2 separate regions of the Homo sapiens genome follow, and region 1 is linked to region 2. A link is a loop called in an ENCODE intact Hi-C map of the cell type or tissue named here. Cell type or tissue: chondrocyte. All regions are shown on one strand. Links, peaks and the distances in the headings refer to the core of each region. The heading gives the core; the rest is flanking DNA. Region 1 has its middle 24 kb from the start of PIEZO2. Region 2 overlaps LINC01255 (long intergenic non-protein coding RNA 1255).

The links. Peaks named below come from ENCODE experiments on the same cell type or tissue, not always from the same donor. Only the 100,000 strongest peaks of a DNase experiment are listed, where the experiment ranks them.
Region 1: it touches region 2 in a loop (2.6-fold over the local background); 4 of 110 quality-filtered maps call a loop at or near these places.

What each region holds. Positions count from the first base shown.
Region 1 is chr18:11,165,885-11,181,904 of GRCh38, forward strand. No RefSeq gene overlaps it. Among named protein-coding and RNA genes, the nearest start is that of PIEZO2, 24 kb to the left of the region's middle. In chondrocyte, for the core only: CTCF peaks have their summits at 9,635 and 9,868; no DNase peak of the experiment used is centred there.
Region 2 is chr18:11,493,538-11,509,557 of GRCh38, forward strand. LINC01255 (long intergenic non-protein coding RNA 1255) reads left to right here. Exons shown (of 4, transcript NR_110779.1): 3 at 12,995-13,099; 4 at 13,220-13,446. Among named protein-coding and RNA genes, the nearest start is that of LINC01255, 13 kb to the left of the region's middle. In chondrocyte, for the core only: no CTCF peak of the experiment used is centred there; a DNase peak (open chromatin) is centred at 7,092.

The sequences.
Region 1 (16,020 bases), core at 7,026-12,025, 330 kb before region 2:
GGGAAACAGAGGCAGGAAGGAAGGTGGTAATATTAGGGAATTTCAGGTTGATTAAAATGACTGGATTACCAGCGGAGGGAAGAGGGATGCTGTGAATAGCACTCTCTCTCCTTGATTTTTACTAGTCCTCGCTCAACTAAAGACACAAAGAACTAAGCCGTACTTTAATTGGTGGGATAGAAAAAGAAGAGGAGGAAGAAATAAGAAATGTTTGAGCGAAGAAATCCCAAATGTCTTTGGACCCTCCTATGCTGGGCCTACAGAAATATGCTGACTCTGAATTCCTATTTACTATGAGGAAATATGAGGATCTCTGTTGCAGTTCCCAAATGCTGGAGGAGATCAGTGACATCCTAGGCAGCTGGACTTATACCCTGAGGGGCAGTGACTTTCATTCCCACGATGATCACAGTGACGATGATAATAACCACTACCATCTATTTAGCACTACGTGCAGATCCCATGCTGAGCACTTTACACAACTTTGAATTTACTTAATCATTATAAATAATATGGCATAAGCATTATTATCCTCATTTTCTAGTCAATGAGAGAAGCAAGCGGAGTGCAGGTACAAAAAAGTCCTTGAGTCACACGTACATTAAGGAGGAGAGCTGGTGTTGGAACTGAGATCCGCATAATTTAAAACTCCAGGCCATCCACACTATACAACCCAGATCCTCCTAAGCTAAGCAGTTACTACCTGTTTCTTATGTCAAACCTGTAATAACCTCTCAGGCTGTTCACTTGGCTCATCTCTTTGGGGCATTCTATAGGATTCAACTGGTTAAACCCCTTGTAGTTGTGCAGGATCATGAAACTTGTTCTGGCCAATGAGTTGTGAGTAGAAGTTTAACAAGAGTGATGTGTGCCACTTCTTGGCAGGTCATTGAATTGCTAGTGTGAGCACGTAGGTAGCTCTCCTTCCTTCTTGTATGGTGATTAGTCATGTTCTTGATGGTGGCTACTTCATCAGCCTGTTCACCTAAGAGACTAGGAAGTGCAGAGACTCCTGTCCATCCATAATGGACTCATCATATGTATTAAAAAAAACATGAATGTTTGTTGTTTCAATAAAGCCACAAAGCCTTGAGGTTGTTTGTTACCATAACATAACTTAGTCTATCTTGATATAAATAAAAATTAGAACCTAGAAGTGGGATACTTCTGCAACAAAAACCCTCATCAACATGAAGCAGTGTCTTAGGTGCTTGCCCATAGGCAATTAGAAAATTGTTATCAAAGACTGGAATGAAGTCTAGCCATGTTGTGCATTGGTGAACCAGTCAGTAAAACAACAATGAACCTGGCCAGGCGCGGTGGCTCACGCCTGTAATCCCAGCACTTTGGGAGGCCGAGGTGGGCGGATCGCGAGGTCAAGAGATTGAGACCATCCTGGCTAACATGGTGAAACCCCGTCTCTACTGAAAAAAAAATACAAAAAATTAGCCGGGCGTGGTGGCGGGCGCCTGTAGTCCCAGCTACTCGAGAGGCTGAGGCAGGAGAATGGCATGAACCCAGGAGGTGGAGCTTGCAGTGAGCTGAGATCATGCCACTGCACTCCAGCCTGGGAGACAGAGCGAGACTCCGTCTCAAAAAAACAAAAACAAACAAACAAACAAAAATTATGAACCTGATCAGCTTTTAGCTTCAGACACCTAGAAATATTTCTCAGCAATATTAACAATGACAACAGATTGAAGAAACTGCTAGGCTTCTCCTTTCAGCCACAGTGGAATCAGTGGGACCAGAATTCCCCTCCTGTTATACACAACCAAACAACTGAACAGAAGGCATTAAATAGCTGCGTAGGACTGAAATAAGGAAACAAATTAAGTCAGTCCTATGATTACCCTGGATTTTTCCTGGTGACACTTTCCAGACATCTATAGAGGGAGGAGCACGCTAAGGAGAAAAAGCAGTCCAGGGAGGATGAGGTGACTAGATCTTGTGGAAACAGAGAACTGGAAAGGAGGGAGCCAAGCATAGAAAAACTCCAGAAATCTGCATGGATTTAAGTCTCTTGATGAATAATAGCTACACAGGCAGAAGATGAAACTTGGTGAGGTTGGATGAGTACTGCTATGAAGCTGTGAGCTAAAGAATTCCTAGAGCTGATGCAAGACTGGGAGACCTTTAAGTTCTGGTCAAACCACAGTGGAGAGTCCTTGAACACTCAGGGCACTGAATAGAGAATCCAGAATGGTCATGACTTTACAATAAGGCTCTCCTATACCATAGTAAAAGCTACTCTAAAGCTGTACAAAGCTCAAGCATAAGCCTCCAAGAAACCAGGTTTATCCTTATGTGACTTAACTATCTGAAAGAACAAAGTTTAACACTTTTGGAAGGAAAATAAAAACGCAAAACAAAATCCAGCACTCCACAAAATAAGATTCGCAATATCCAGTATGCAATAAAAATTACTAAATACACAACGAAGCAACCACAAATGACGCAGTACTGGGAGAAACCAATAGAAATAAACCCAGATATGAAAGAGATGATGCTAGAGTACACATGGACTTTATTTTTCTGACACATTGTAATTGTATGTATTCATGGGGTACAATTTGATATTTTCATACATATATGTTGTATGATGACCAAATCTGGGTATTTAGCATATCTATCACCTTATGCATTTATCATTTCTTTGTGGTGAGAATGTTCAACAGCCTCTCTTCTAGCAATTTTGTGATATATTACATAATACCTTATTCTTAACCATTGTCACCCTAAGTGCAATAAAACACCGGAACTTATTCTTCCTAATTGTTACTTTGTACCCGTTGACCAAACTCTCCTCATTCTCCTCTCCCCTTTCCCCTTCCCAGTGTCTAGTAATCACCGTTATATTTTCTGTTTTTATGATACCTAGATATGGACTTTAAAACAACTACTTAAGCATAGTGTCTTTCAATCAGGAGATTCAATCAAGTGATTGAATCAGTAATCAAAAACCTCCAGACAAAGAAAAGTCCAGGTCCAGATGGCTTCACTGGTGAATTCTACCAAACAAAGAAGAATTAACATCAATGATTTCCCAACTCTTCCAGAAAACTGAAGAGAAGGGGACACTTCCTAACTTATTCTGTAATGCCAATATTCCCCTGACATAAAAGCCAGCCAAACACATCACAAAAAAACTAAAATCCTTTGACATAATTCTAGCAAACTGAATCCAACAGCATACTAAAAGGATTATACAACATCTCCCAGTGGGATTTAGCCCACAAATGCAAGGTTAGTTCAACCTACAATAATCAATCTATATAATACACCATATCGATTAAATAAAGGGCAAAAACCGCTCCATTATATTAATAGATTCAGAGAAAGTATTTGACAAAATCTAATAAACTTTTTTGATAAAAATACGGAAAAAAAACAGGAATTGAAAAACATTTCCTCAGCATGATAAAGTACTCTGAAAATTTCACACCTAACATCATACTTAGTGATGAAAAGACTGAACACATCCTCAGTACCCAGAGTCAGGAATAAGACAAGGATGTTGAGTCTCACCACTTCTATTAATATTCAGTTGGAGATTCTAACCAAGGCAGTTAGAAAAGAAAAAGACATGGAAGACACTCAGACCGGGAAAGAAGAAGTAAAACTATATTATAGATGACATGATCTTACATACAGAAAATCCTAAGGAATCCACTAGAAAACCCTCAGAAGTGATAAATGACTACATCAAGGTGTCACAATACACAATTAATATATACAAAAATCAATTATATTTTTATATATTAGCCATGAAGAATATTACAATGAAATTTTTAAAAATACCACTTCTAAAAGACACCAATTTTGAAAGAATAAAACACTTAGAAAAAAATTAACAAAGTATAAAACTTATACTCTGAAAACTGCATGACATCGAGAGAAATTAAAGAAAACCAAAATAAATGGAAAGCCATTCAGTGTTCATGGATTAGAAGATTTACTATTGTTAAATAACAGTGCTCCCCACATTTATCTATGGATTCAACAGATCCCTATCACTGACCCAGCTACCTTTGTTGCAGAAATTGATGAGTTGAACCTAATTCAAATGGAGATGCAAGATACCTACAATAGTCAAAACAATTTTGAAAAAGAAGAACAAAGTTGGAAGACTCACACTTCCCAATATAAAAACATAATAGTAATCTACAGTAATCGATAGAGTATGGTACTGGCTTTAGGACGGCATAGAGATCAATGGAATAAAGTTGAAAGTCCAGAAATAAACTTTACATTTATGGTCAATTGATTTTGATTACTGGCAAAGATATTAAGGTCATTCAGTAGGGGAAAAATAGTCTTTTCAAGAGATGGTTCTGAGGCCACTGTATATTCACATGCAAAAGAATGAAGTTGGACCCTTGCCTTACACCATATACAAAAATTAACTCAAAACAGACTTCAGTCGATATGTAAGAGGTAAAAACTCTAAGACTCCTTGAAGAAACATGGGTATAAATATTTGTGATCTTGAATGAAGCAAGTTTCTTAGATATGTAACTAAAAGCAAAAGCTATGGAAAATAGAAAAGTTAGACTTCCTCAAAATTAAAAAAAAATCATACCTAAGAAGACATGCTTAAGAAAGTGAAAAGACATCCCACAGAAAGGGAGAAAATAATTTCAAATCATATCAGATAAGGTATTTTTATACAGAATACATAAAGAATTCTTACCACTCAGTAATAAAAAAGAAATTTAATCAAACTGAAGAATGGAAACAGATCTGAATAAACATGTTTCCAAAGAAGATATGGCCAATAAGCACATGAGAAACATGATCAACATCATTAGTAATTTGAAAAGTACAAACACAACCTTTAGGATGGCTATATTTAAAAAGACAGACAATTTAAATGTTGAGGTGCTATGAAGAAATGCGAGTTAATGCACATTACTGTTGAAAAAGGCATATAACAGTTTTGAAAAACAGTTTGACAGTTCCTCAAATTTTAAACGGAATTATCATAAGAGCCAGCAATTTTACTCATTGGTGTATGTTCCAGAGAGTTAAAAACATATCTCCATGCAAAAACTCTTCTGAATGTTCATAGCATTTTTAATTTATATCCCAAATGTCCATCATTAGGTTGGAAATAACTCATATGTTCATCATTTTATGAAAGCAGAAACAAAATCATACATTCATACAATAGAATATTATCCAGCCATAAAAGAATAAAGTGTTGATACATGCTCCATCATGGATGAACCCTGAAAACTTTAGACTAAGAGAAAGAAGACAGGCTCAAAAGGCCACATATAATGTACTTCTATTCTTATAAAATGCCCATAATAGGTAAATTCACAGTCAGAATGTAAATTAGTAGTTCCCAGGGGCCAGGGGAAGGGATGAATGTGGATGATTGCTAATATGTATGGGGTTTCTTCTGGGATTGTGAGACATTCTGAAATTAGATAGTGGTGGTAGTTGTATAACTTTGTGAATATACTAAAAACCACTGAACTGTACAATTTCATAGGGCAAATTTTATGATGCATGAGTTTTATCTCAATTTTTAAAAAGTTACTTGACTCCTTAAAGCTAAAAAATGTATTTTGGGTTATGCAACATATGTAAAATTAAATTATGACATAACAATACAAATAATGGCAGGAAAATGAAAATACACTTATAATTTCATAAACTTTTGTAATTCATAAATAGTATAATATCATTTTAAGGTGGACTTTGATAAGTTAAAGATGCATAATGTAACCTCTACTGCTCTAATAAAAAATAAAACATAGACATATGGTTAATATGCCAATAGTGGATATAAAATACAATCTTAAAAATTAATCACATTATAAGAGCTAGTTGAGAAAAGAAGAAAAACAGAAGAAAGAACAGATAGCAAGATGATAGACCTTAAACCCAACCATATTGATAATTACATATATGTAAACAGTCTGAATTCCCATTAAAAATCATGTATTGTCAGACTGAACAAAAAATGAGATCTAATTATCTGTGGTTTACATGAAACCCACTTTAAGTAGGAAAACTCATATAGGCTAAAAGTAAAAGGATATGAACTTATACCATGCAAACAGCAATCAAAAGGAAGGATCAGGCAAATTAGAACAATGAATATTACCAAGGATAAAGAGGTACATTTACCAATGGTAAAAGGATTAATACATCAAGAAGACAAAAAATCAGAATATGTATGCCCCATTACATATTCTTCATCAAAATGCTTAAAGCAAAAAATAAAAGGAGAAATAGAGAACACCACAGTTATACTTAGAGATTTTAACATTACCTGTTAGTAATCAAAAGAACAAGTTTCCCAAATATCAGTAAGGATATGAGAGACTTGTAAAACACTGTAGACTATTTGAGGCTTATTGAGATTTATAGAAGGATGTAATAAGCAATTGAAGAATTCACATTTTTTTCTAGTTAACATGTAGCAAGCACAGATCATATTATAAGTCATAAACAATTACTTGATATAAATATAAGCAAATTGAAATCACTCAGAGTACATATTCTGATCTTAATAAATTAAAAATCATAGCAGATGTTTTGGAAAAATCCCCAAATATTTAGAAATAGTCCATGGAACAAAGAAGATATCACAACAGAAGATATTTGGAATCAAATGAAAATAAAGATACAACATACCAAAACATTGTGAAATGCAACTAAAGTTTAGCTTAGGAGGAACTATATAGCTTGAAATATATACTAGGAAAATAGAAAGATCTAGAATCAACCATCTAAGTGTCCATTTTAAGAAGCTGGAAATAAAAGAGTAAATTAACTCAAAGATGACAGAGGGGAAGGAAATAAGCCTAAGAGCAGAAATCAGTGAAGTAGAAAAATATAAATAGTTATGAACTCAGTGCCGCTTCTTTGAAAATATTTTTTAAAACTTAATAAACCTCTAATTAGGCTGAAAAGAAAGAAGAGCGAGTGAGCAAGGGAGGAGAGAGAGAGACATAAATTATAAATATTGAGAATAAAGAAAAAAATCACTACAAATAATATGGAAATCAAAAGCAAATTAAGAGAATGAAATAAATAATTTTATGCCAAAAATTTAACAACTTAGAAAAAAGGACATTTTTTTTTTTTAATTCCAAATTGTCCAGACTCAGGAAGAAATAGAAAACCTGGCCGGCCGGGGTGGCTCACACCTGTAATCCCAGCACTTTGGGAGGCTGAGGCAGGAGGATCACGAGGTCAGGAGATCAAGAGCATCCTGGCTAACACGGTGAAACTCCGCCTCTACTAAAAATACAAAAAAATAGCTGGGCATGGTGGCGGGCGCCTGTAGTCCCAGCTACTCGAGAGGCTGAGGCAGGAGAATGGCGTGAACCTGGGAGGCGGAGCTTGCAGTGAGCTGAGATCCAGCCACTGCACTCCAGCCTGGGCAACAGAGCGAAACTCCGTCTCAAAAAAAAAAAAAAGAAAAGAAAAAGAAAAAAAAAAAGAAATAGAAAACCTGAATTGTTCCCCATCCATTACAAAAATTGTGTTTTTAATTAAAAACCTTCCCACCAACAGAACTACAATTCTAGATAGTATTAATGGCAAATCTATAAAACATTTAAGGAAGAAATCATACCTATTTTACATGTTTACTTTCAAAAAAATAGAGAAAAAGGCTGGGCACGGTGGCTCATGCCTGTAATCCCAGCACTTTGGGAGGACGAGGCGGGCTGATCACGAGGTCAGCAGATTAAGACCATCCTGGCTAACACAGTGAAACCCCGTCTCTACTAAAAGTACAAAAAATTAGCTGGGCGTGGTGGTGGGCGCCTGTAGTCCCAGCTACTCGGGAGGCTGAGGCAGGAGAATGGCATGAACCTGGGAGGCCGAGCTTTCAGTGAGCCGAGATCGCACCACTTCACTCCAGCCTGGGAGACAGAGCGAGACTCTGTCTCAAAAAAAAAAAAAAAAAAAAAAAAAAAAAAAAAGAATATTAAACTATCAGGAATCAAGAATTTTAGTGTAAGAAAAATAAGTTGGGATATAAGATAAAATGATTTAGGAAAAACAGTAGTGCTAAATTTGAATTGCAAACATCAATATTAGCTCATGATTTTAAAAAATGTGTATTTATAGCTCTCTTCTGACAGGGTCAAGAAGCAATAATGTCCCAGTGCCAATTAGCATACCAGTGCCATTTTTGGCTTTCTAAGAACTATTTTTCAGTAGATGAAGAAATTCAGACTCAGAAGAGAAATGGCTACCCCAGATCCGGGACAAAGAAAGTATGAAGTAAGCTTCTGACATCTTGTGACAGAAAACAAAGGCTCAAAGAATGACACGGATTGGCTCAAATAACCCAGGAGACGGTTGGAAGGGATCTGCCCAGGTGAGCTTTGGGAATTTTGAACATTAACAGGAACAATCACTGATTTGAATCTTGGATCAAAAAAAGAACATACTATAAAAGATGTTCTTGGCAGGGCGTGGTCGCTCACGCCTGTAATCTCAGCACTTTGGGAGGTCGAGGTGGGTGGATCATTTGAGGTCAGGAGTTTGAGACCAGCCTGGCCAATGTGGTGAAACCCCGTCTCTACTAAGTATACAATTAGCCGGGTGTGGTGGTACACGCCTGCAATCCCAGCGACTCAGGAGGCTGAGGCAGGAGAATTGCTTGAAACCAGGAGGCAGAGGTTGCCAAGTGAGCCAAGATCGTGTCACTGCACTCCAGCCTGGGGGACAGAGCAAGAAAAAAAGAAAAAGAAAAAAAAAAGACATTCTTGGGGCTTTGGGGAAAATTTGAATATGGATTGAATGTTAAATTATATTTTTAAATTATTGTTTTTTAATTAGATGTAATAATGGTATTGTTGCAGAAGGGCCTTATTTTTAGGACATACCTGCTGAACTCTTTGGAGTGAAATTTCATGATGTCTGTAATTTATTTTCAAATGCTTAAGACAATAAAAATCGTATATATACACATATCAAATATATTATACATAATATATATGATTACATGTGTACACACACACAGAGACAGAGACAGAAACAGAGGAAGAGGAAACAAATGTACATATATAATAAATGTTAAAAGTTTCTGGATCTGCATGGAGGACATACAAGTATTTATTGTATTATCCTTTCAACTTTTTCTATACAAATAAAAATTTTCAAAAAGTTTATGAAAAATTTAAGTATTAAATAATTTCAAAACAATGGAAAATTCCAATGCTTTTTCATCAAATATGTAGAAAATGCTCAATAAAACTCTGTTGACATTAAGATAATCCTTTTAATTTAGTTATCTCCAAGGGAAAAACTGCTAATAGGATTAGATTTTCGGAGAAAATTACGCCTCATAAATATTTAGACCTTAGAAAGCCATGAAAGCAAAAAGACTTCTAATTTTTGAACAGTTTATGTACTTTTGTCTATGCATTTTTAAATGACTTTAATGTTTAAGATTGTTCATATGTCTCATAGGTAAAGCTTCTGATTTTCAACACTTTAAAAAATAAAAAAGATTAAGATTATTTTAAGAGGTTTTATGAAGTTTATGAGAACTATGCAGCAATTTTGTGACTGTGTAGCTTGGTATGCACCTAGTATTTTGGTTTGGTAATTACGGAGCTATGGTATTTAACATCATAGTTTTACAGTTTTGTAATTGTATTCTGCAGCCAAGAGGAGAAGCAGCAAACCATTTTTCATTCCCCTTTTTCCCTAAGAGAAAGAATAGAACAGCAATGAAGGCATTGTATTAAATTAATATGAATCTGCAAATTCGGATGAATATAAAAAGTAGGTCTTCCTGGCTTTGAAAGGACTTGCTGTAAAATGTTCCCATAACTCTCCATCACACTTTTTCCTTTCCTCGTCCCCTTTTCTCTTTCCTTTCCCCTTCCAAGTTACAGCTTTCACTATTTCCTTCAAATTCAGTTTCTCTGGAGCATTTTCAGAATGGAATGGAACAGATACAAGTGACTGGGATTGTCCCATGACAAAGATGAGAGAAAAAAATATTTCTGGGAGATCAAAGACAAACAGGCCTCAGCACACAGATTTCGGTCAGCACAAGTTTCTCTGCCAATTTATGCCCAGCCACGGGGGCCCCCTTCACCATCCCAGTGAAAGAGCAGGTCTTTGTTCCATCTGTATTCCTACCTCTGCTTCCCTCTCCTTTTCTTTGCCTCCTTTGCTGCCCCATTGTCACTTTCACTTCAATATACAGTATCATTGAGCCCAGATAGTACATCCTGGACCCTGGAACCCCAGGCCCGTGTCTCCTTTCATTACTTAAGGCCCTCGAAAGACACAGAGGTTAGAGTGGGTGACCAGCCTAAGGAAGGCAGTCATGAAGAAATCTCTGAAATTAAAATGTGTTGAAAAATTCCCTGTAGTCCTGTGTTCTATGTATAAACAGGATTAAAGTTATTTGAAAAGTAAAGGAAACCACATAATCACATGTATATCAAATGCAAAGCAAAAATTGTGCTATAGACATGTTAGCAACAAAGGAGAGACATAGAGCTCGAAAACAATAACTATGTTCCGACCATGAAGAGCTTCGTGAATCTCTCAGTCACCGTCAGAGTACAGACTCTCTTTTCATAATATCTTACACCTGTAATAGCAACTTAAGATTTACAACCTGGACCCCAGACATAGCTTGGCAAGTGCCTCCTCATTTAGGATAGTAATATTAAGTGTCTCTTGGAATGTTTGCATTTCTCAGGGTATGCCACTTGGTAAATTCCATGATGATTTGGCAAAGTCTGTCCACGCCCTCCCTCTGTAAGGCTCTCAGGATTGCCATCTGAAGTGATTCCATATGACTCAGACCATCCCTGGCCCCCACATCTCCTGCAAAAAACATCAGCAGGCAGTGCAAAGTTGAATAAAGCTCAAGAGAACCATCAGGTGATAATGCATTTTCCTTGGAACATCAGTCCTGAAATAACCTCGAGTGTCCGGGTCAGGCAATTCCCCTTGGAAGCATCAAATAGGCATTATACCCTGGAAAACAGAAACACTGGACTGCCCCCAAGAAGAAACTGAAAAGATACCAAGTTAGCAACGCCACAAAGCCACAAGCAACCTGCCTCCTTCCTCCTCTCCTGCTCTTTTGATTAAAACATCAGTCATATGCACAGTGTTCAGAAAACATTGCATTATGATCTTTATCATGGAACTTATCACTCCCAATGCTGAGTGCCTCTTTCCTCACTGTCACCACAAGGAAATTCTGCACTCCTTGATGGAAAAGGGCTGTGTCTTTTTCTTTTTTCTTTTTCTTTTTTTTTTTTTGAGACGGAGTCTTGCTCTGTCTCCCAGGCTGGAGTGCAGTGGCGCGATCTCAGCTCACTGCAAGCTCCGCCTCCTGGGTTCATGCCATTCTCCTGCCTCAGCCTCCTGAGTAGCTGGGACCACGGGCACCCGCCACCATGCCCGGCTAAGTTTTTGTATAGTAGAGACGGGGTTTCACCGTGTTAGCCAGGATGGTCCCGATCTCCTGACCTCATGATCTGCCCGCCTTGGCCTCCCAGGGCTGTGTCTTTTTCAACTCTGTGTACCCAGAACATAGTAGGGTGTTTGGCACATAGCAGGCACTCAATATATAGCTGCTGACTGAATAAATGTTAAATGGAGGACTTGTCAGGTAGTCTGTTGGAATAAGGACATTAACACAGAAATCATTGTGAGCACTTCCTGCTTTGCAGGCACTATGTTAGAAACATGTTTACACTGTTTCATTTAATCCTAACAGTAACTCTGCAAGACAGGTGACTTCATCTCTGGCTGACAGAGGAGGTTATTCAAAGAGGAAGAGGTCAGACAGATGACCACGATCAAGCCCAGAGAACAGCAGAACCCCGTCTCTCGGGTGCCATAGACCTGGCCCATCCTGTCCTCAAGGGGCTGGATTAGCAGAGAGAAGGCACAGGTGACCAAATGGCCAAGAGCTATGACACGTTTCGCCCTGATTTCTGCCTGGCTGTGGTGGAGATCAGTGCTAATAGTTATGAGGAGGGAGAGAGGGATGAGAAGGTTTAATCTGAGTTGTGAGAGACAAGGAGAGTGGGAGAATCTGGCTGACCTTCATTATCTGCAAAGACAGGAAAGACTCCGATGGGGACACAAGGTGGTTCTGACTGAGGTCAGGCTGCCCTCAGGAAGGCCGGGGTAAGAAGTCCAGGAGCCGAAGTGGGAGAGTCCGGCTCCTCTGCTGGATGGAGGTGCCCTAAAGGGGGTCGCAGAGAGGCGGAACCTCATCAGATTTGCGATTCAGATTACTTTCTCTCTCTCTCTCTCTCTCTCTCTCTCTCTCTCTCTTTCTTTCTTTCTTTTTCTGGTGTCTTGCTCTGTCACCCAGGCTGGAGTGCAGTGGCGTGATCTCGGCTCACTGCAAGCTCCGCCTCCCGAGTTCAAGCCATTCTCCTGCCTCAGCCTCCCGAGTAGCTGGGACTACAGGGGCCCGCCACCACGCCCGGCTAATTTTTTTGCATTTCAGTAGAGACGGGGTTTCACCGTGTTAGCCAGGATGGTCTCTATCTCCTGACCTCGTGATCTGCCCGCCTCGGCCTCCCAAAGTGCTGGGATTACAGGCCTGAGCCACCGCGCCCGGCCCCAGAATACTTTTTCTAGCAACAGTCTGGAATGGTACTGATCCTGGAGACAGAATATGAAAAAGATCCTAGTTAAAATTGGAAAGAAAGATGAATGAATGTGGGGGTAAGGAACAGAGAAGAATTAAGGATGATCGCATTTCAGTGAAGAAGTGGAGAGGTTGATTGCAGAGGACTCAAAAAAAGCTCCATACGTAAATAAAGTAACATGATCAGATAATGTTTTGAAGAATTAACATATGTATTGTATTTTGATTCTGTGATTCTTCTCATCAGGGAGTTTGCCAGTGGCCCCAAGGGCCCAAGGGGAATTGCCAAGCCCATGTCATTCACTGCTGCAGAAAATCCCTGAAGACATAAGTGGTCCAGCAGTTTTTGCATCCAGGTCCTTTGATTGTGTTATTCCTTGTCACTTTGTCACAGTTTTCTCTGACTTAAATCAACCAGGAGAATAAATCAAACAGCAAGAGTAACCGACACAACGATTTCTGCCCAGCACAACCCACAGCTGGCTGAGTCTAGGTTCCATGGAGCGGGAGGGTGTGGGTGGCTAGCCATCCTTGTTACGCAATGGCAAGGTTGCTGGCTGAACGTCTTGTTGATGAGGTTTCTAATTTAAGGGGCCTGATAGAATGCTTATTTAGGATTTTGTAATGTGAGAAACAGACAAGTTTTGGTTACACTGGCGCTCGGCAGAGATAAGAAAATACACACGTGGTTCAATGCAGCCTTTCTTGTGGCTCTGGGGCCTGGTGCCCTTTCACAACTAACTTGCTGCCTCAGGACAGTGAGGCCATGTAAAAGCACCCCGTCCAGCTCACAGGAATCCCAGGAGGCTTTACAGTCACCATTTAGAGTTCTCCTTTGGGGTTAGTGACGGCATGAACGCCCACAGCTACGTACCAACTGAAGTCAGAGACGTGGTTTTACAGTGGAGCCAACTGACGTCGAGGTGGGCATTTCTCCAACATTGCCACCTCTGCTTGGTGCAGACAGGAGAAGCCATGTGGCAGCTGTCACAGATGACTGCAGTGGGAGTGTGGAAGGTGAGGACTTATAGGGGACTACCCAGGGAATGGTCCACATGACCCTTTGTGGGGCCTTACTAATGCCAGGACCTAAGGGGTACCATGTAGAGCTTTGTAAATTAAATATAAATAAAATAGGGTGGGTGCAGTAGCTCACGCCTGTAATCCTTATTCTTTGGGAAGCTGAGGTGGGAGGCTCACTTGAGCCCAGGAGTTTGAGATCAGCCTGGGCAACACAGGGAGACCCTATCTCTACAAAAAATACAAAAATGGGCTAGGCATGGTGGTGTGTACCTGTGGTCCCAGCCACTCAGGAGGCTGAGGTGGGTGGATTGCCTGAGCCCAGGAGGTTGACGCTGCAGTGAGCCATAATCATGTCACTGCACTCCAGCCTGGGTGACAGAGAGAGCTTGTCCCTAAAAATAAAAATAAAAATAAAAATAAAAATAAAATAAATAAATAAATAAAAGGAAAAGATACTGCCCTTTTGTAGGAACTGGTCATTCTGCATTCTTTTTCATCTGGAAACCTCATTTCTCTCCTTAAAGCTCATAGTTGCAAGGACAGAAGGACTGCGTTACCTATAGAATAAAATCTTCATGCCACAACACCTATGGCTTAAGGAACGAGTGTCCAAGAGAGCCACAGGAAAAACCAGGTTGGCATGAGATTGCAGTAGGCTTCATGAACAAGAAAGTTACAGCTACATCCAAAGGAGATTTTCTGGCTTCGCCCTCTAAAGCAGGCAATGAAACCCAGGGCTTAAACCCCAGGGCCAGTGACTCCACAGGGTGCAAAACCGCCTGGGCATGATGATTTATGGACCTGTCAAACACTCAGCAGCTTTCTGGTGTGTTTAGGGCACAGCATCTCAGAGTGCATAAGTCATTATTATGAATGCTGGGCTGGGGTGCGTGGGGACGGCTCTCAGGCCCCTCCATGGGCTCACAGGCCTTCTTTGTTGAGCCTGGCAGAGTCAATAGCAGTAAACTCTGAAGCCCTCATTCCTCTTTGAGTTTACTTTACATTTGACTCAGAAAATAAAGTCAATCAAATGTTCTAAAGATCATATTTGGTTCATATTTCGTCCAGACTTGCTCAGTTTTAGAAAAACAAACTCATTTTCAAGGAACTTGATCTTTGTCAATTTCACCGAATCGTTCATATCAAAATATAGGAGTAACTTAACAAGGATATTATTAAATTTATATGCATTCATAATATATGCTTTGCTTTAAAAGACAAATAAGATGAGAAAGGTCTTTAGTGATTTTTAAGAGTCAGCCTATGGGACACAGCAATAAATCCATTCATTTTACGAAGATATATTCTGTCAGTAGTGATATTCTTCTTGAGAAAAATCCATCTCAAGCATCTAACAGAAGAAGTCGAATTAGCAGAATGCTGTGTGTTCCAAGAGTTTAATGATATTTCTGTTATTTTTGCTTTAAATCCAGAATAAAAAGAGGTGGGTTACCATTAGATCAGTAATTAGGCCAATTCATTCAGCATGATTTAATCTATTATACAACTAAATTACAGTACTTTTGAATCCAAACACCATTTAGAACAATCTTTCTATTACAAAGACCAGGTTACAGTTTAGGATATTAGGGAGAAAAATGTAACCCACACACCTCCTCTGTTCATTGCATAGTAACTGAGCCTAGGTGACCAATTTGTGCCAAGCGATGAACCTTCCAAAAGTCTCCTTCTGGTGATGACTTCTCTTGCCCTGTGGGGCCTCCAGCCAGTAAGAATAGCGGCAAATCTGGGGGCTTCATGGGGTTGTGGGCTTAGAGCTGGGAACGGGACAGGAAGCCACAGGGGCTGGGCAATGATGAGAAGCAGAGACATTTCTGTCTCCATCCCATCCCATTTCATTCTCCTCCTGGCATGACACCAATAAATATTCAGCTGAAAGATTGATTCACAGATGAGAAGTGAATGTGCTTTTCCCTCACTGCACTAAGGAATTAATTATTTGTATTTGTTTATCTATTTTTTTCTATTTTCTTTTTTTTTAATTATACTTTAAGTTCTAGGATACATGTGCAGAACGTGCATGTTTGTTACATATGTATACATGTGCGATGGTGGTTTGCTGCATTCTTCAACCCATCATCTACATTAGGTATTTCTCCTAATGCTATCCTTCCCCTTGCCCCCCAACCCCCAACAGGCCCTGGTGTGTGATGTTCCTCTCCCTGTGTCCACTTGTTCTCATTGTTCACCTCCCACTTATGAGTGAGAACATGCAGTGTTTGGTTTTCTCTTCCTGTGTTAGTTTGCTGAGAATGACGGTTTCCAGCTTCATCCATGTCCCTGCAAAGGACATGAACTCATCCTTTTTTATGGCTGCATAGTATTCCATGGTGTATATGTGCCACATTTTCTTTATC
Region 2 (16,020 bases), core at 5,098-10,097:
ATATGTTATACATAATCTGACACATATTTGTTATATATATACAATATATCATCTAAAACTGAATATTTGTTGCTCCAAATAGCCTCAAAATACGCCCCAAAAATTTATAAAATTTGGAGGAATTTATTGTTTATAATGAACATTTATCAAAATTAAGTGAATCATCTATTGTTATACTTTTTCATTAAAAAATACAAAGCAGGTATGGATTTAATATCTTAATGAACTATTTAGTTTATAATGAAGAATTTCTTGGCATTGCATGCTCAACCCGTTGAGATTATTTGGAGAGTTATGAGCTTTGCAGGAGATATTCATAACATTATATATCTAGAATGGGTTAAAATGGATTTCTCACCTTGAGGATAAACATTTATGACTTTATTTTCAGTAGAGTAGTAAAATAAGGACAAGGTAGAAATAAGGAGGCTTGGTTTCACTCCTGCCTGCACCTCTAAATTGTTCTGCAAACTTTTCTGGGTCACTGTGCTTCCTGGCCTCAGTTCCCTATCTGTGGAATGAAGAAGGTGTCCTTGATGTAATTCCAAATCTAACATTCCATAACTGTAAGATGACATCCCTAGTCCTTTTATATAATTGTTATAACTATTAAAGAATAAAAGTACAGAACAGTAAACTTCTAAAAACACTGCTTCTACAGATGAACTATGGAAATACCTCATTAGTGACACTTTAAAACAATCTGCACTGTACTAAGAAAATAGTACTTTGCACTATCTGTAGACATAGCAACTAACAGGATGTCTGCCACATAGCACCAGCTGAATACATTCTTGATAAATGAGTAAATGATTGTTATGTGAATGCATGTTTCCATTCCTGTCATTATCCCACAACAACTCCAAAGGGAATACAATAAATTCTGTCCAATGAATGAGCCCATGTCTCAGATATTTTACCTTCATCTATTTACTAATCTACCTCACAAAAAATGATATCCTTGTGGAAAGTATTTCAATAGAGAAATAATATCCAACTGTGATCTAAGTATTTTAATTAAGCCAACATGTAGTTTAAATTGTTGAGTTGCTGATTAGAGCAATCTTTTTTACTTGTTTTGGAGTGAAAGTGCTTTCAAAATGCTTCCATGAGAATTGGAGGGCTGCAGACATATGGCCTTATGTGGTGAAATCCAGTTCTTGTTCTTAGACTCAGCAGAGTACAGTTTTTAAAGGGATTTGATGTTTGACATTTCAGTGGGTTCAGCATAAATGCAGATGGTTGGGGCCCATCTTATGCCTAAAGGTGTTCCTACATGTCTTTTAATGCCTTTACTTTGAAGCTGACCTGATGTCTTCTCGCTGGCCTTGTGAGATGGGATTTGCTGTCTCCACAATCTCAGTTTTGAGTCCCAGCTCCACTACTGATTGGATGTATTTTCTTATCTATAAAATGTGGATAACCACAGGTGATTATTATATGAGGTTATACCAGTAAACTGCTTAGCATGGTACTTAACATATACTAATGATTTCTATGAATATGTTTGCACAACTTACTGTGATTATGGTAAAGCATATCATTAAATCCTTGGAATTATTTTTTAATTTATGAAATAACTTTAGATGATTACTAAAAGTTCTGATTTTGAAATTTTGGAAGTCTACATCTCCTCTTTTATAAACTGATATAACATCAAGTAGATTTTTGTGACTAAGATGTAATTATTTCCACTGTATTTTCAAATATCCAACTGGAAAGATCACTGAGAAGTATTGCCCAAGTAAGCTGGATATCCCAAAAACTGTGAGCCAAAAAATAATATAGAGATAAGTATCTTGTAGTTGAATACTGACTAAAGAAATTATAACATATCAGTGTACTTAAAACACTGTAGAGAAGTAGAGAAGCTAAAAATGAACTGCTCCATGTGTGAATTCTATTGCTACTTGGAAATGCGTCTAAGAAACATTACCTGAAAAGAGCAAAATATCAAGGACTCTGAACCACCACTGTCCACAGTGGGCTGTCATGCCAAGTGTAGTTTATGCATCTCTCCACAGCTGCATTGTTGCCTACAGCCCCACAAGGTGCCTCCATGCTCCGTGGCAGCCGGAAATAGCAATGTCTTCAATCACACGCCTATAAAAGCAAGGCGACTAAGAGTTCAGACCCCTCAGGGCTAAAGGCCTGGATTATCCAATTGGTCAGACCGGCTGAAATGTTGGTTAGTAGTGAAGAATCTTGAATGGGCAGTAAAGAAAGAAAATGATAAATACTAATTAGGATCCCAGGACCAGCTGCATGAGGAGAGCCTGTAGCTTGGCTTACAGACCCCCTTTCAATCTTTACAAGAGACTGCAAATGACCCTCTCCACTTTCTGGGAAAAAGTGAAGTCATCTTATTCTCTGGCCATTTAGTTTGTAAAGAACAGAGATGTGCCAGGTTGCTCAAATCAATTCTCCAAATGTGGTACTCAAATAGCAGCACATTTTCTTAGTGGATCTGTTCCCTTGATGACAGGCTTCCCCCCATTAAAATAAACCTATTATAGACTGAAGTATGAAAATCAGGTACATTTTTGAGATCCTAAGAAAAAGTGAAGGGAATCTCATGCTTGCTGCCTGCAGCTCCAGCCTGGATCTCCAGATCTCCAAGGCTCCCCATCTCGACTATCAGACTGTGGGACACTTTCATTGGAAATTCTGAGAAGCACAGCCTTAGGTGTTGGAGGTTTATGATAATGAAGAAAGAAAACTCAGAGGACATCTCTGAAACTACACAGCCAGGCCTAGTGGAGAAATGAAGTAGGCTCCGTACTGTCTGAGCCCCACACAGCTCATGGTCTCTCCCCATCTTACTGGACCATGAGGACCCTTCATCAGCAGATGCCCACGACTGCCCCTCCACTGATGCCATTATTGCCATGATGCAGCTTCTCTGTCTCTGCCCCCTCCTCCATCCAAGTCTTTCCCTTCTCCCTCTTATGATACAACCCCTTTGTTTTTACTGATTGATCTTATGACACATCCCTTTTATTTTTACCAGTTGACTCATCTGACATTTTTTCAATGTAAAACATTGAAAAAAATTGGATAAAATATGTCCCTGCCATTGGATTACACATTAATTTCTGAAGTCAATCTTCCTGAGGTTACCGAGAATCTTTTATGACATTGAAAAAATGTCAGATGTGTCAACTGATAACTACTCAATATGCAACCTCACCACAGAACGGCTGAAGCACCTTGTAAACAAATTACATCTCATATTCGGCCACTGTTGGTTAATGCCCCAAGCTGGGCCAGTCAGTTTGAGGCAATGCACCTGGCCTTTGTGAGTGTGCAGCTTGTCTTGAGAAAAGACATTGGGCGTACATAAGATTCCCAAAAGTTCTCATGACTTGCAGACATGTCAACAGCATTGCTCTAGTGAAGAGTGCTTTAGAGAAGAGAGAGGCTTGTAACACCAGCTGCCATCTGCACTGGTGCCGCGCCAGGCACTGTGCTGAGAACTTTACAGCCATGATCTCATTTAATTCCTCTTAAACATCCAAGTTGAAGTTGTGTCCTATTTTATATCATAAATGTCATTATATCAAAAAATATATTTTTCCTGTGCAACATATATGTTGTGCATATTCCAGTACATAAACTTTTAACAGCTTGCATAGCATCCTCAGATTTCAATATGATTTTTAAATACCCCACTCAGAAGAAATTTAATGTTTCTTTCATCATACTCTGAGTCAGCTTAAATCACTATGTTTTTAATTATTCCACTTTCACGGAAAAATACAAAGTGATGAAAATTGCCTTTCTAAATATTTCTTCCATTGAAGAACAATTCTCAGGTTTCTATTCTTCTAGAATTCAAAGAGTTTTCAGTATTTAGGAGTATTTGCCCCTTTGCTGCAAAATTCATCCTCTTCAATAATTTTTTTTAAGTGAGCACAAAATGCAACAATGGTAGGGTTAATTGATTTTGATAGACCCACCAAAAATCATCAGCAAACATTTATGACTTTCCATTGAAGACAATTCCATCAACGTGTTGTTTCCAAGCATCTTTGAAATACCCAGTGATCCCTCCAGTAGAATCTCTTATGAGACATAAAAACTACTGGCACAGAGAATAATTCAGTTTTACTTCTATCAATGAGTATTATCTAATGTTGCTTAGAGGTTTTATGAAACCAGGGAATCATCCATTCCCATCTATGTTTATTCCTGAAAATTGCGGCCTTGGTGTTATACAGAGACCACGATTGCACAAAGAAGGCCTCAGGGGAGCAAACATGACCTCATCCTGTGAGGGAGAGCCACAGCTCACTGCCACATGCACAGAGGATTAAAAGGCAAGTGGGGAGACAAAATACTGTGATTAAAAAAAAAAGTACAAAAAATTAGCTCATCCAATGATGAAGACAAGACAGCAAATGCCAAATTAGCTTAATTGAGCATGCAAAATTAGATGTTCACCTTGATGAACATAATTATTACAATTTCAAAACTGCAAATGACCTCAGGAAAAAAACCTAGGACAGCCTCATTCCCAATTGAAAACAAACAAAAAAACAAAACAACAACAACAACAAAAAAAAGCAGAGTTACCCCCAGTATAATGCAGAGCTGGTGATACGGTTTGGCTGTGTCGCCACCCAAATCTCACCTTGAATTTTAGTAATCCCCAGGAGTCAAGGGTGGGACCGGGGGAGATAATTGAATCATGGAGTTGATTCTTGTGGTAGTGAATAAGTCTCACAAGATCTGATGGTTTTATAAATTGTGTCCCCTGCACAAGCTGTCTTGCCTGCCGCCATATAAGGCGTGCCTTTGCTTTTCCCCTCGACTTCTGCCATGACTGTGAGGCCTCCCTAGTCATGTGGAACTCTGAGTCCATTAAACCTCTTTCCTTTATAAATTACCTGATCTTGGGTACATCTTTATTAGCAGCATGAGAACAGACTAATATGGCTGGCAATAGAATGGACAAGACCCTCACTTGCACCTTTCTGCCTTCATGGGCAAAACCCACAGCACTCACACTTTCATAGATTCTGGCAATTATATCCTAGCCCTGCAGCTTTAGAGATGCAAGAGCTGCACCTCTGATCACCTGGCCTGCTTTTGAATTTTGGCTGCAAAGACTAACACTCAGGGCTTCTGACTGCTTTTCTTTTCGCCCACACGTAAACTTGCTACGTTTCTTCCCCACCCCATTGTTTGTCCAGAAAGCTACAAATCTTTCCAGAAATATCCATATGGCATATCTCTGAAATCAGTCAGCCAGAGGTCAGTATGTATCTGTGCTTTAAACTTTATGATTAGTGCCCTAAAAATATTGTTATAGTCTGCATTGGGTAAAACGTGCCCCTGCCCTTGGATTTCACATTAATTTCTGAAGTTAATCTTCCTGAAGTTACTGAGAATCTCTGTGTTGCTAAATCCAGTGGAATTTCTTCCCTCCTCATCTTACTGGACCATCTGTAGCTTTTGGCACCATTGACTATTATTCTCTCTCCTTGAAATACCACCTTCCTTTGGTTTCCAGGAAACTATATTCTCTTGGTTTTCCTCCTGCATGTCCCTCTCAATCTTCCTTGCTGGCTCATCCTCCTCCACCCAGTCATTAAATGTTGTAATTTCTCAAAGTTCATTTATAGTTCATTCCTTTCACACTCTATCAATACCCATGGCCATACAGAGACTCCCAAATTCCTTTGTCCAATCTTGATTACTCTTCTGAGATCCAGAGCTATATAGCTAGATGGATGTCTTTCTAGCTGTCTCTATTGGGATATCAGAAAGACACACTTCAACACTATATGCTTCTGAATTCGTAACATTTCCCACAATAACAACCTTAGTCTGCTTCCAGTGGTTCCTCTCTGAGTAAAACCAGCATCCACCATTTGGAGATGCTTCAACGCTGGCAGTCAATCCAGTCTTTCTCTCTCTCACTGTGTGTAAATTGTCTCTCTCCCAGTCAAGGGAGATTTTCCTTCCTAGGTTTCTCTGTCTCCATCCTCACCACCACCCTCATCCTAGAAACCATGCCTGCCCATGCCGCAACCTCTTGATTTGTCTCCATACATCTGGCCTGTCCATCTGCGTTTGTTCTCCACATGGTGAACAGAAAGTTCTTTACAAAATGCAAACCTGATTTTACCACCCTTTGCCTAAAATCCTTCCGCAGCTTACCCCAACTCCAGGTATAAAGCCCATAGGCTCTTCGTGGTCTTCTCCTGCCTAAGTCATTCACTCCATCTGCACCCTACTCCCCCCACCCCAGGATGCCCAAGCACCGGCGACACCCAGTGCTTTCAGCTCATCAGACAAACCATTCCTTTCCCCACCTCTGCCACCTCCACCAGGCCTTGAAGACATTTTCCCTCTACTCAGAAGGTACTCCTCATCCTTCGGCAAGTTCAACCCTATTTCTCCTTCAGATCTCAGCTGAAACATGACCCCTCCAGAAAGGCTTTCCTGAGTGTCCCGTCTAGCTCAGCCCCTCACCACGCTTCCCGGCTCTCGGCCTCTCCTGGAAGCGCTGGCCACTGCTGGGCTTCCGCACTTCCTCTGTGTGTATGTGACTGCATGTTCCGAGGCTCCACATCTTTGGGCTTAGGAACCACTTCAGGTTTCATTGTTTTCTGTACAAATCACGGTGTGTAGCCAGGACCTGGCATATAGCAGGCACTTGATAAATATTCACTAATATCAGTCAATGATTTCACCCTTTTTATGCAAACTTTTGCAACAGGCTGGATTATTCAGGAGGGATAGTATATTCTTGAGTTATCAGTCAAGTAGATTCCCTCTCCTCCCCTGCCCTGTCCTCAACCAGCCTGACTTCAGCAATTTCACTCATTATTTGTCTTCTAGAAGAGACAACTTGCCTCCTAGAGATAGATGAGAGGGCGACTTACTCTGCCTACTTACAGGTCATGCTAGAAACGTTTTTCTAGGAAAGGTACTGAAACCCTTAACAAAAATCAGTTTGTGGTTCATCAATTCACATTGTTTAAATGCCTCATGAGAATGGACAAGTGGAAGTAAGCTACAGCTATTTTTGTGACTCACCAAAACTAGAGGTCACAGCTGTGCCCCAGGGCAGTCCTGCCCAAAGCTACTTGCTTTCAACCTCACATGAGTCACCCTGTGCGGCTGGAAAGAGCAAAGTCTTGACGGAGATTCCATTTTTTTTTTTTCTGGCCGAATGACTAATAAAAGATCACCTTGTCAAATTTAGCCTTAGCAACAGGCAGTAAATTTGTAAGTGTACTGTTGAATTAAGTTCCTGCTCTTAAATTTGAAAGGATAGATTTGTCACCTTAAAAAAAAAAGATTTTAATTTTAAAAACAAGTGATTCTCTTTATCCTCTGTAAAGATTCCTGGCAAGTTATCTTTGCCAGGGCAAAAAATAGAGGCCTGGAGGCTTTCATGTATTTTCTAAAGGTGAGCAGGTCACCGGTCAAAAGTTCTTCACTATAGACAAAGGGATGGTGTATTTACTATTGCTTATACAGATAGTTGTGTTTAAACTGGTTGGCCTTTAAATATTTGACCCCAAGAAGAGGGCATCTTTTCTTTATCAGGCTAAAAGTTTTTAAACGTAGAAAAATCAAATAAAGAAAACGGAAATTTTCAAAGATTAGAAGGGATCCAGATTTAGCCACAGTGAAATTGCTCAGCACAGGGGACATCTAAGAAAGCATACTATACTAAAAAAAATTCTTCATTATTACTATCATTCCCATATTTGAAGTTTGTCCATAAATGCAAACCACAAATATAGAACATTGCATCACAAAGATGTTCTTCATAGCCTAAGAAAGTAGAGCTGCTGGACTTCTCTTCATTATCAAGATTTACCATTACAGGCTTTACACTTTTAAATTTGTTTGTATCCGTTTTACCAATGAGGAAATTGACAGCCAGAGAAGTTAATTAATTTGTTTAGTGGTTCCCAGAGTACAAAGAGCATAAAAAGCTGAGCAGGCACCATGGTGCTTAGGAGTGTGGACTCTAAAGACATGCTGCATGTGTTTACATCCCTGCTCCATCATCCACTGTGTGACTGCAGGCAAGTCCAATGGCTACTCTAAGCCTTGGCTTCCTTGGCTATGAAACACAGATGATAATACTGAGCTCGTACCATCATTTTACATTCTAAGTGAGATCATGCATAGCAAGCAGTCGAAACAGTGCCTGGCACATCGTAAGCTCTTAAAAGCTTTAGCTGTGTTTTAAAATCACCTGGAGAGCTCACTAAAGATTAGGATACCTGGGAACCTCCTCAAGAGATCATGATTCACTAGATCTGGGCAAGAACCTAGGAATCTGCATTTTGATAAACACTGCCAGTGAGTTGGAAAACCACTATTAGTGCAGCCAGATGTACCTAATTCCAAAGTTAATGTTGCCTCATCAGGAAGCAAATTCTTCAGTCCCTTCCCATTTTGTATTGGTATTCCTGTGATTTTTCAAATGGGCCAAGTGTTACTTCAATTTAACACCTTCCTAAGTAACACCTCGTCTACATTGCTTTGGGAAAAAAATCACTTTTTTTTGCCTCTTAGATGCTCTCTTAAGTCACAATATTTTCCATGATGTTGCTCTTCATTTTTAGAGTCCCATGGACCTGCCACGACCAGGCCCTTATGTCCTTCCATCGTGTAGCATCAAGGACTTGACTCGTGTCCTCTCTAGGCTATAACCCAGTCTCCAAAGCCAAGCCCGTGTGACCAGAGACAGCTGAGTGTTCAGGGGTAGCTGTGTTTCAGGCCAACTCCAATTTGGTGTTTTTGTTTCCATCCCCAAACCAGGGGGCCTGCAAGCCCCACATATCAAACAACTGGTTTGTGGAATTGGCTGTTATTACAGGGAGATAACTGAGCTGCCTCCTGAAATCTGAGGTTCTTAAACCAATTGGGTATCATATATACCCAGTGCTTTCTGGAAAAGTAAAGTGTACAACTCAATTTTCACCATGTTGTTTTGGAGAGCAGACCTCAGAAACCAAAGGCAAACACTCAACATTCCAATCCAACTCCATCGTCTTCCATGACATGGGCAGTGAAGTCACATTTGGTTAGGGCTTTAGTTGCTCTCCAGGAATGATGAACTTAGCTTGATAACAGATGTTCTAAGAAGCTAACAAAAGCTACCAAGCAAATAATTTTTTTCTAGTATCACTGTATGCAGCTTTTTCAAAATGACCAAGTGATCTGACAATAGAAGGAAAAAGCAATAGGGTGATTCCATATTGTAAGCCAGATATTCAATTTGAACCAAGCTCTTTGAAGCCCTCAGTAGCTAAGTAATTAGTCTTTTTCTAAATTCTTATAAAATTTCAAGACCATGAAACACTATGGAAGATGTCAGAACAGCAAGCAGCCTCAAAGTGCTGTAGATGGGATAATTGGAAAATAAGAAATAAGAATTCACTAATCTTTTCTCTAATTTATAGTAAATTCAATTGTGTTTACATATTGGAAGACTTGTACTTTTTTCTGTTAGTAAAATATACCCCAAATGTTTCAGGATCTCCTGCTCAAAGAACCTAGAGTATGCTTAAGTACTTTGTGTTAAACAGTACCATGGTGGGTTTTTTTCTCTATCATTTCAGTAAATCCAGCCATTGCACCTGTGCACAGGTGTGAAGAGAAAGATCAATAAGTGAGACTTCTTTCCCAAGGGCCCTTCCCCTCCTCACCAGTTAAACCCAACAGCTGAGGAACTGTCAGCCTGTACTGAGCCTTTCTATCAAAGAAAGGATAGAAAGTTATTAAAAAGTGGTAAATATGGAGGTTAGGAAGCTATGTAAAGAAGGATGCATAAGATAATGTGAAATGAGAAAAAGCGGAATAAGAAAATGAATAGTTACTGATTAAAACGATGTTAAAAACCATACAGCATGCACAGTTACTGTCAGGAGACCACAATTTGTGCTCTTAAGCTATTGGCTGGAATATGATCTGCAGCAAAAAAAAAATATATATATATAAACTTCAGTTCATTCTTATAAATCGGTCCAGTGAAAACAAGAGTACCAGTATATATAAAGATAAACACACACACCAAATATACATATACATATTACATATTACATTCTTGTAAAAAAAATTTTTAAATGACCTCTGAGCCAGAAGGTGCTGAAGAGCACATACATGGCTGTTATCTCGAGGTGGGATTGGGGGCAGAGGGTGTTTATTAACCTTTGTCACAGCCTTCAGTGGTCCAAGAACCTGCTGCTCCCGGGTCCTCTCATTTGAAGACACCCACCGCCTAAGGATGAAGAGAAGCTCCTTCTTGCAGATCTGAGGCTGATTTCCCAACTCCCAGGAACACCCTACCCACAGCCTGTTCCCCAGACCCAGGTCTGTCCCCTTATGCCTGGTCCCAAGTCAAAACCAGCTGTTCCTATTTTAGAAGACAATACTACTTCTTCCCTTGCCTTGTATTACCAGTGGTCTAGGTTGTCTGAGGCTCCTCAGGGTACAGCCCTATTCATCTCTGTGTGTCTGCAATGCCAGGCATAGCACTTGTTACAGAGTTTTTGTTCCATTGTACACAGGGACTTATAGAGTGCAATAATAGACACTGGTGAGATGGGGGTGAGGGTTGAAAAATTACCTATAGGGTACAATGTTCACTATTCAAGCAACAGGTGCACTAAACACCCAGACTTCACTACTACACAATATATCCATGTAACACATCTGCACTATACCCCCAAGTCATAAATCTATATGATACATACAAATTAAATATATATGTATCAAACTAAATACATGTATATATTTAAACACAGGAAACTGGAACTGATTATTTTACAAAACGAAGTTACTCTTTATCTTCATGTGACTAATACCCTTCAATGGTGGAATTCTTAAAACATAACATTTTTACTTTCTACAGAAAGCACAGAAACACAGAAGTGTTTTTAAATGATTAAAATATTTTATAGGAATGTACTCTTTAGTCCCAATATCAGTAGGGAAATGTTTCTATACAACAGTGAATTCATAGCATAGCATTACATGCAAAGGTTGAAAAGAATTAGGATAATCTACATGTACTAACATGAAAAGATCTTTAAATGTCATGTTGTCTGAAAACAAACTGTAGAAATATAAGTAGGGCCTTCTGTCATTTTTAACTAAGGTAAGTAAATCATGTATTCAGATGAATGAAAATAAGTTTACAGAGGTCTTGCATAATTTTAAGTTTTTAAAACAGCTCCCACATACACATACATAAATCTGATCATCTCAATAAAAACACAGAGAGAAAGAGAGACATCCCGCTCTTATTCAACAGGAATTCTTGACCAAGACTACAAATGTAGCCCATTTGACATCGAAAACATTGGGACAGGTGTGAGAGTGAGGAAAATGGGGAGAAAAAAGAACTTTGAAGACAAGGATTTGAAGTTAGCATGAAGCATGGAAAGGAGGAAGGGCAAGCTTTCTGCAGTGAGGACAGTGCCTGCCAGAGAAAACCAGATCCTGGGGAGGGGTTTCTCCAGAAAGAGAAAGTCAAAGCTGCAGGTAGGCTCTGGAGACAAGGAGCTCGCATGCAGTGAAGGTGGCGGCCACATTGAGAAATCACTCCAGGCTGAAGGACATGCACCAAAGGCGGGAGGGGTGGCACCATGGACAGAGCTTCGGATGGGTGCAGGTGGGGCTAAGAAGGCAGCATGGGGCAGATGCTGCAAGTATGGAAGCCAGGACACGAGCTTCCTTCCAACCACCAAAGGGCAACTCACAAGCAAAATTCTTTCCTAATGCTTCACCACGTTTTTTTTCTTTTTTAGACAGATCTCACTCTGTTGCCCAGGCTGGAGTGCAGTAGTGCAGTCACAGCTCACTGCAGCCTCAAACTCCTGGGCTGAAAGGATCCTGGCACCTCAGCCTCCTGAGTAGCTGGGACTACAGGTGTGCGCCATCATACCCAGCTAATTTTTTTATTTTTTGCAGATACGGGGTCTCCCTATGTTGCTTAGGCTGGTCTTGAGCTCCTAGCCTCAAGTCATTCTCTTACCTTGGCCTCCCAAAGTGCTGGGATTACAGGTGTGAGCCATGGTGCCTGGCGACCTCACCATTTTTGCTGACTGAATCACTTGACTAACCTAACTATAGCTTGCTGCTGAAGATGCTGGCAACCTAGTAGACAATACGTCAAGATGTGAGGATGCTCCATAGTAATGTAATACCTTCCATTCAACCAAGGTTAAAAGTGTCAACTAAATGCTAATGTCTCCACCAACCACAGATGGGGTTTGCAGGAGCAATGGCTGTAGGGACACTAAGATTTCACCCTCCAGAAGACAGCATCTTCCTGTGCCATGGCTAGATCACCAGCTACCCACAGACAGCCTGAACTCCAATTGTCTTCCTGCACATGTGCCTTTAAAGGTTTTACTGGCATTATTGCTTTTTTACTTCTGGTAATTGCTTTAAAAGAACAAAGCTCTTTGTTTAAGGGGGGCCCAGGGATCTTATAATTGCCACGAGGCACATGAGAGGTTTCTAGACTTTCTAAACAGTTTCTCTTTTAACATTAAATATTAAGTTCATAATGTTTGGCCAAGATGTAGATGCTCCCTAGGGAGGGGGAGGTGATGCTATCAGGAAGATCGTGTAGACTGGTAAGAGATCCCTCCTGCATAGCTGACTTCAGAACCACAAAAAAGCGCACCTGAGGAGGGGTGCTGGCCACCCTGTGCCCATGCAACCACCATGTCTTGCCAGAAGCAGGGCACACTCTAGTCCCAGCTGCGTCAGGGGCTTCAGACTCATTAATACTATTTTCTACATTAAAATAAATGATGACGTATCTGTTCACCTGCAATGAATCACATCAAGTCAGTTCTTAAATGAGTGTTTCCAGAATCCTTAGGGGCTCCAACCCAGCTAGTGCAGGGGCTCAATGACTTAACCCTTCTTTTCCCATGGTATATTTTTCCCCAGAATTTTCCAGCCGAACTAACAGTAATTTCAGTGACATTAAATACTGTTACAGGAACTTTTCAAATGTAGAGGAGCCTTTAGAAGGAAGCCTTGAGCATGAGGACAGACCCCCCTCATCCAACCACCACCTGACTCTGTGTGAACCTGGAACTGTTAGGTGAGCCCGTCGGCTTGAGTGGACAACCCAGGCTTGCAAAAGGGGAGACTGGGGAAAGCTTTGTCTTTCCCTTTCCGGGGGAAGACCCATTTTTAAAATTACAATGTCCTATTTTCACAGAATGTCTGTGCTGTGATAAAAGGTCATCTCCCTACAATGTTATGATACAGACCTCAAACCTACAAACATGAGGAACTTCTGCCTCCAGGTTAACTGCTTACCCACTGTACAAGACACGTTACACACAGTCCAGGAGGCGGAGCTTCTGAGATATCTAGAAACAGCTTAGAGGCAAAATGACAAAATAAAGCAGCAACAACAAATAAAACCAATCTTCTCGAACTGGCTCTCGCTTTGGTCTAACTAGTTATGCACTACTTGGATAACTATATCAAGTTCCCTTGAGTCGTCTTTTACTTTAAAATGTTATTGTAGGACTGACTCATCCATTCCTTATCATGCCCAGTGTACTGTTCATATCTCATAGTCAACTTGGTGCTAAAAGTAGTGACGAGCCATTTACAATGCCAGAAATCAAATTTTGTATCAGTTAGAATCAGGTTTGTCTCCAAACAATAAATAATAATGAATGTGATAACTTGGATGAAATGGCCAAATCTGTTAAGAAATGAGAACTACCAAAATTCACTAAAGAAAAATAAGTAACCTTGTATAGTCCTGTATCTATTTGAAAGCAGGAATTATAGTTCAAACCCTTCACACACACAAAGGCTACCAAATTTTTTTTTTTTTCTGAGATAGAGTCTCGCTCTGTCACCCAGGCTGGAGTGCAGTGGCGCGATCTTGGCTCACTGCAAGCTCCACCTCCCGGGTTCACGCCATTCTCCTGCCTCAGCCTCCCAAGTAGCTGGGACTATAGGTGCCCGCCACCACGCCTGCCTAATTTTTTGTATTTTTAGTAGAGACAGGGTTTCACCGTGTTAGCCAGGATGGTCTCAATCTCCTGACCTTGTGATCCGCCTGCCTCGGCCTCCCAAAGTGCTGGGATTACAGGTGTGAGCCACCGTGCCTGGCCAAAGGCTACCAAATATTTAAGGAAGAAATAATACCAACTGCACACAAATTTTTCAATAAAATTAAAGAGGGAGGGATACTTCCTAACTCATTCTATGAGGCCAGCATTAATTTGATAACAAAACTAGACAAAGACCTTATAAAGAAAATACAGACCAGTATTTCAGATGAGTATAGATTTAAAATTATAAACAAAATTTCAGCAAATCAAGTCCAAAAATACATAAATACGTCATGACCAAGTATGGTTTATTTCAAGAATGCAAGACTGTTTTAACATTAAAAATCTATCAATATAATTCATTATATTATAACAAAATAAGGTAATAATTCATAGAAAAAAACAATTATGTCTATAGATTTAGAAAAAATTTTTGAAAAAATACAAAGTGTTATTGATAAAACTCTCATAAATTAGAAATAAAAGAAAACTTTCTTAACCTGATAAAGGGTATTTATTTTAAAAACCTATATCCAACGTAATTCATAAACGTAATAAGAATGTCAGTTTATGGTGAAAGACTGTATGGCTTCCCAGTAAGATCAGGAATAAGGCAAAGATACCCATTCTCACCACTCATATCCAACTTTGTACTAGAATTTCTACCCTGTACAATAAAGCAAGACAAAGAAATAAAATGTGTCTAGATTGAAAAGGAGAAACATTCTTTATTCACAGAAAACATGATTGTCTATTTAAAAAATCCCATGGAATCTCAAAAAAATAAAAGTCATGAGAACAAATAGGGGAGCTTAGCAATGTTGCTGAATATAAGATATATAAAGTCAATTGTATTTCTACATGTTAACTAACAATGAGAAATTTAAACTTTTTAAGAAATCCCATTTACAACAGAATCAGAAAACAAAAGTTACTTTGAAATAAATCTGAGAAAAATGTAAAATACTTATACACTGAAAACTAGAAAATATTGCTGACAGAAAATTAAAGAAGACCTACATAAGTGGAGGCATATACCATCTTCATAGATCAAAAGACTCAGTATCAATAAGCAGGGATTTCTGTAGAAATTAACAAGATGACTCAAAAATTCACGTGGAATGCAAACAACTTAGAGTACCTAATTCCAACAATAACTTTGAAAAAGAATATAGTGAGAGGACTTACATTACCTGATATCAAGATTATTACAAAGCTACAATAACCAAGAGAGTCTTGCATTCGTGAACTGATAGACATAAAGACAAACAGAACAGAACAGAGTCACAGAATAAACCCATTTGTGCTGGGCCAATTTATTTTCCACAAAGTTACAAAATCAAGTCAATGGAGAAAGAATGGTGTCTTCAACAAATGATGCTGAAACAATTGGACACTATTATGAATTTTAGAGTCGTAATTCATAATTCACACCATACACAAAAATTAGTCAAAAAAGATGATAAATGCAAAACATTAAACTATAAAACTTTCAGAAAAAAACATAAGGGAAAATCTGTAATCTGAGGGCTAGACAACAATTTCTTACCAACAACAAAAGCCTTAGAAATATAGTCAATTGGATTTTGTCAAACTTAAGAACTCTCAAAAGACACTTCTAAGGGAATGAAAAGATAAGCCATAGACTAGGAGAAATTATTTGCAAATTACTTTTCTGATAAAAGACGTACTAAAGGTATTCAGAACATTTAAAGAACTCTCAAAACTCTGCAAGGGAAAACAACCCTAGTGTTTAAACATGGCAAAAGATCTTAATAGAGAGATCATCAAAAAAATATATAAGAAGGCAAACAAGCACATGAAAAGATATTCAATATCAATATTCATTAGGGAAATGCAAATTAAAACCTCGATAAGATCCCACTACATACATTTGAAAATGTCTAAAATTAAAAAGACTAATCACCTCAAGCATTAATGAGGA